2 separate regions of the Mus musculus genome follow, and region 2 is linked to region 1. Evidence: chromatin loops called from intact Hi-C (ENCODE). Cell type or tissue: left cerebral cortex. All regions are shown on one strand. Each heading gives the region's core, and the rest is flanking DNA. Links, peaks and the distances in the headings are about the cores only.

Region 1 (2,913 bases), core at 251-2,750:
CCCTGTTGTCCGTGCAGAACCACACCCTTTCCTGAATAAGCAGCAGGCTTACCTGGGGACAGCTCAAGACACAGGCATGCAATAAACGCAATGAGCCTTAGTGCTGAGTGGGCACGCTGTATCTCAGCCCTGGGAGATTCTTCTGAGCCTCTGGAGAGCAGATGCTGAGAACGGCCCTGTGTGAACAGGATGTGGGAGCACCTGAGTTCTTGGAGGGGAGGACTAGAAGGGACCCAGAAGTTAGCAAAGGGTCTCACGTAAGCACTGGCTAGTTTGAAAAATCATGGTCCACATTTAAGTGGCTACCTTCCCCCCTCACTGTGCATGTACCACATGCACATGAACCCCTCCTCCCCCCTTACACATGTACTCATGTGCACACAGGCACATATAGATATTCAGATGCATTATACATATCATACACGGGCACATGTATTCTGACGCATACCATATGAGAGTCACACATATCTCTCTGGGTTCTGTAATTCAGATTACATAGGTAATGGGTAACCTCGATCTGGTCCAGCCTTGGCGGGTGGGATCCAGGTAGAATGGGTGCCGGGGATGATCACACAGCTAACTGCGGGTCTTTCCTGAATCACAGGGCAGAGGTGGTCTCCTATGTTACCTAGCATGGTTGAGGATGAGTCTTGTGAATAAACTTATGAGGGACAGCGTTCACCTGAATGGCCAATGACCCCTTTGTGGTTCATGCTGCTGAGATGCTCCTCATGGACACGGGCAAGGTCTCCTTTGTCGAGAGCCTGTCCCTAGGTACCCCACAAAGGGCGCAGGGTATGAAGCCCCCTGGCCATATATCCCTTTCAGATCTGCCTTCTGAAGATCTGAAAAGTGGGTAGAGGATAGCCATAGCCCATGGGGCTGACCACAGGGACACCCCTGCCTGGCTCTGATTGTCTGAGACAGGCTCTCATGTACCCCGGGTGATCCTCCAACTCACTATGCCACCACGGATGAGCTTCCTGCCCTAACCGCCAAGTGCTGCCATGACGGGCACAGACCACCTCCCTTGGTTTATATGGTGCTGAGGATCAAACCTGGGTTGTGCATGCTAGGCAAGCATGCTATCAACCGACGCCAGCCCCGGGTTGGCTTTGAGAGTCCCAGGCTACTCATTTGCCCATGCCACCAAGGAATGAAAGGACAAGGGCCTGCGTACCTCCAGGTCTGTGGGTATTAGCACAGAACAAGACTTGGTCCTATCCGTGTCTGTCACAACCTAGTTCACTAAGTAGCATCCTTTATAGTCTGGTGTAAATGTCTCGAGGAACACCCTCTGACTATTTAGTATCGATTTATAAGGGGAAATGCTTAGGAAAGGGTTCTGTGCTCATTGTCTGGACAAAGCAGTGGGAAAGCTCCCTCTGGTGGACTTCCAGGGTATTACACCCCATTTTGCCAACTGGGAAATAAGGGGGCAGAAGTCCTAAAACAATCCCAGGCCCGAGCTGTCAGGGGCTGAGGGGAGAACCTGAGACTGAGATCAAGCTAAGGCCTTGTCTTGATGCCAGATTGGGAGAACCTTGAATTCAGAGCCAGCAAGACCCCGTCTCAAGATTTCTAGTTGCCTAACGTCATCCTTTTTATGGTTGTTGAGTCAGGGTTTCATGTAACTAAGGGTGGCCCCCAACTTGCTGCATAGCCAAGGATCACCTTGGATGCCCGACGACGTGGTAAAATCACAGGATAGCACCCGCTGAGGTGACACGTCTCATCTGGTTCTGAAAAGCCTGCCGCTTGCCCGTATCCCTTTGTCCTACTTTGGGTCACCATCTTTCTTTTTATCTTAAAATGGCAGGGCTGGCCTTGGTGGCACACACCTTTAATTCCAGCACTGGGGAGGTGGAGGCAGGTGGATCTCTGTGAGTTGAGGTCAGATAGCTAGGGCTATGTAGAGAGAGACCCAGTCTTGAAACAAGCAAAAACTGTGTGTTCGTACATGTGTGTGTGTGTAAGCATAGGTACAACCACATAGAAGCCACCATTTGAGAGTTGGTTCTTTTATCTCCGGCTGTGCCAGTTCAGGTCAGCAGGGTCAATAACAGGCTTTGATCTATCCACCAACCGTCTTCACATCCGACGTTTCCTTCTAAAGCATCCAGGCCTGGACAGGGCACCTGAGGTCAAGGATTCTGCAGGTTTCACACAGTTGGGGGAGAAGCTAGAGCACACCCCGTGGATGCAGGTTCTAATCTTGGTGAACGGGACATGATCTGGATTTTTCTCTATTGGTCTCATCCAGATGAGTAAGGCAGCCCTCTGAGCTGTGAGGACCATATGGGAGGCCGCTGAAAGGCATCTGAGGCAAACCAAGCAAGGTTCTAAGTGAGGCAGACCTTCTTGGAAGGCTGGGTTATTTCACACACTCCCCCAAAAGATCAAGTGTGTTGGGAGAGCCGCCCACAATGCAAATGAACCTACCAGAACTACACAGGCTACCTTGAACACTATAAACACACACACACCACACACACACACACACACACACACACACACACATACACACAATCTGTTAACTGGATGTAGTTAGTTTGTCCCTGACCACTTCCTTGAACACTATAAACACACACACATACACATACACACACACATACACAATCTGTTAACTGGATGTAGTAAGTTTGTCCCTGACCACTTCCTGGAGGCCTTGAACTTGCTAGGCAAGTGCTCTACCACTGAGCTAACCTACCCCAAACCCCAGGAAGTCAGTCTGAAACTACTTTGGGCACAAAGCAAAGCAGAGGAGAGGTAGTTTTAACAATGGAGGATGGTAAATAAACGAGGTATGTGTGGCACCCACATATAAGCTGAACCGCTCGGGAGACCAGAGTGGGAGGACCTTGAATTCAAGGCCATCTTGGGCTACAATTGACATCTCATTCTTTAACTTTT
Region 2 (2,913 bases), core at 160-2,659, 67 kb before region 1:
GAGCTTCTGACCCTAAAATCTATGACACAGAGAAGGCAGTGGGGGTTCTGTGGACCTGGCACACAGTTCCCCATGCCCACTCTATAGTAAACATATCACCCGGACTCTCTCACATACGCATTGCAGGTTTTCATGAGAGAGCATGAGGGTGAACCTGTGCCTGGCGGCCCCACTTCACCTCCTGTCTCTTCTTGCTGTGCTGGGAGAGATGTCCCCAGCACAGACATACTGGGGACAGTTGTAGGCACTTCCATCAGCTAACACTAGGACAGTCTAGGGGCTCGGAGGTTGCATTTCCAGTCTGTGTCCTTAGTAGCTCAACTGACTGCCAAGTCACATGTTCCTTAAGTAGATTTGAGTCCTGGGACTGTGACCCAGATAGGGAGATGAGGACATAGAAGGCCCTCAGATGTAACCATGTTCTCTCTGAACCCAGGCATCCCCCGCAGCACTGGCCAAGTGTGTGTTGGCCGAGGTGCCAAAGCAGGTGGTTGAATACTACAGCCACAAGGAGCTGCCTCCTCGAAGCCTTGGCGCCCAGACTGGAGAGGCTGCTGCCAGCTCAGCGCCATGAGGATGTCAGGGGAGGGAGCAGTACGTCCGTCCATCTATGGCATCTCCCGTGCCCCCAGAAATCCTCAGAAACTGATCACCCAGCCCAGGCCTCCCAGCCCTGCTCCTGTGTTCTGCTGGCCTGCGTCAGTGGCCTGGTCCCCAACATGAAGAGATCTAGGCCTTGTGGCTTGACAGAAATTAGCAGCTCCCCCAGCTCTGGGCCTCCCTGCACCCAACAGGCAAGGAGCAGGGTGTTCTGAAAGAAATGGGGCTGCAAAGATGCTCTCCCCTCTTGCTTGAGGTCACTCTCCTGTCAATCATAGCACCACTTCAGAAGAGCCCTCAAGCCCAGCTTGGCCCAGAGAGATGGGTGGGATCGCTCCTGTTATAATCCTGGCAGCTCAGCTATGGAAAGGGTGGTGAAGGGGTGGTCGACCTGGACAATCTTGCCATTTGATCGTGTGGAGAGAGGAAGTACCCCAAGCCTTGAGGACACCCATATCTGGGCACTTTGTCCCCATAGGTTTCTCTGTCCTGTCTGGTGCCTCTCCAACCTGTACCCACACCTGGAGCCTGCGGGGCCTGGGAGACAGCTTAGGGTGTAATAAAGTATCCCTCATTCTCACAGCCTGTGCCTTTCTTGCTTCAGGGGATCCGGCGTGAATGTCCCTAGAATCAGGCTCACCAGGTCACCCACGCCAGTCGGGATTGTGGCCCTGGGCTTTAGGTGGCCCCCTCAGCTGATGTGTCAGGGAGAAAAAAGGAGCACCAATTTGTCTTGCGCTCAGGACTCACCAAGTGCCACAAGCTGTCGGCTGAGGGCAGCTTCCACCTGTCTGAGTGGGGGCGGGTTTTTAATTGAGATTTCCTCTCAATTATCTTGTCTGAGAAAAACAAATTGTCCCAACCCCGAATCAGACCCACCCACCTATCAATCTATCTATCCACTCTGGGGCTATTTTTAGCTACTGATTCATCTCCTGTTAAGCCCGGATAATAGGCATCACCATGGTAACCTGGCTATGATTCCGGAAGGGCCGGTGGATGTTGGTCTCTTTGGGGACAGAGAGGACACCAGAGAAATGTACCTTCCATGGATATATCGGAAAGGAGACACCAGCAGGGTAGGAGGTTGGGGGCCCAGGGTGTCAGCCACGTCTGACCCAGTCCCACAGTGCAAGAGCCTGACAGTTTTTAGATTTGCCTGGGTTCTTCTCTGGTGAAGCCAAGGCACCTGGGATCCCAGCAGCAGCAGCAGCAGACGAAAGAGAATGGAGGAAAGGCTTATGCACGTTAGAAGAGTCAGTGTGGAGGGCTTGGGATAGCTGCTGCCTGGAGGGGTGAGAGATCACAAAGCAAGGAGAGGGTGAGTTTCTCTCAGCGCTTGAGGAACCTGGTCCAGAAGTGTGTCCTAGACTCTCACCTCACAAGGAAATCATGGCTCGGATTAGTGGAGGGACTTGCCTGGGTCAGGCGCTGGGTGGGGGCAGGGCCAGTACATCCTCGATTGGCCGAGTTCCTGTGTTCACCCCCTTTGCTACTTTAAAGTGTGTGCTGGGCTGGTGAGATGGCTCAGTGGGTAAGAGCACCCGACTGCTCTTCCGAAGGTCCAGAGTTCAAATCCCAGCAACCACATGGTGGCTCACAACCATCCGCAACAAGATCTGACTCCCTCTTCTGGAGTGTCTGAAGACAGCTATAGTGTACTTACATATATTAATAAAATAAATCTTAAAAAAAAAAAAAAGTGTGTGCTATGTGATCTTGGAATCGAGGGGAGCCTGTGTGAGACAAAGCCAATGAGGCAGATGGAATGCGTTCCCAGATGCTGGGGAGCCTCCCAACCTCAGCTGGAGCCTCACTCTCGAGCAGATAGCGCGGGAATGACTTGGGTGAAGAATTTCCAAGTTGGCTGAACTAGGGGTCCTAGAGTGGCCACAGGCCCCACAAGCCCACCCACTGGGACTGACTGGGACCCTGGAGGTTGACTCACGCTATGGGATCGGCCCTTTCTCCACAGGCTCTGCAGAACTGGAGGCATTGGGTGATCTGCCTAGCCAGCACCAGCGTTTAACAGCTGTGGACCTTTAACAGCTTTTGGCCTGAGATGGCGGCCTCTCCATCTGAGGGGGTCTGATCCTTGTTCCTTGTCTGCCAGAGACAAGTATGGCTACTTAACAGGGCTACGAGTGTACCACTGAGAGGTAGGCTTACATTCTGTCTTTTTGAACTTGGGTTCCAATGTCACTTCTACAGCTAGGTCATTAAAATACCACATGCTAAGTGATCTCAGAATTCAGAAAGTGGATATATCAGATTTCTGTAAGTTCAAGGCCAGCCTGGTCTACATAGTAAATC

Evidence for each region. Peaks named below come from ENCODE experiments on the same cell type or tissue, not always from the same donor. Only the 100,000 strongest peaks of a DNase experiment are listed, where the experiment ranks them.
Region 2: a loop joins it to region 1, with 2.4 times the contacts of the local background. A loop is called at or near these places in 8 of 42 quality-filtered maps.

The regions. Positions count from the first base shown.
Region 1 is chr8:123,201,126-123,204,038 of GRCm38, forward strand. Dpep1 (dipeptidase 1) reads left to right here. Exons shown (of 11, transcript NM_007876.2): 11 at 1-687. Among named protein-coding and RNA genes, the nearest start is that of Chmp1a, 10 kb to the right of the region's middle. In left cerebral cortex, for the core only: a CTCF peak has its summit at 1,391 (motif pointing left); DNase peaks (open chromatin) are centred at 1,397 and 2,402.
Region 2 is chr8:123,134,004-123,136,916 of GRCm38, forward strand. Cpne7 (copine VII) reads left to right here. Exons shown (of 15, transcript NM_170684.2): 15 at 437-1,182. The coding sequence ends at 574. Among named protein-coding and RNA genes, the nearest start is that of Mir7080, 5.4 kb to the left of the region's middle. In left cerebral cortex, for the core only: no CTCF peak of the experiment used is centred there; a DNase peak (open chromatin) is centred at 1,525.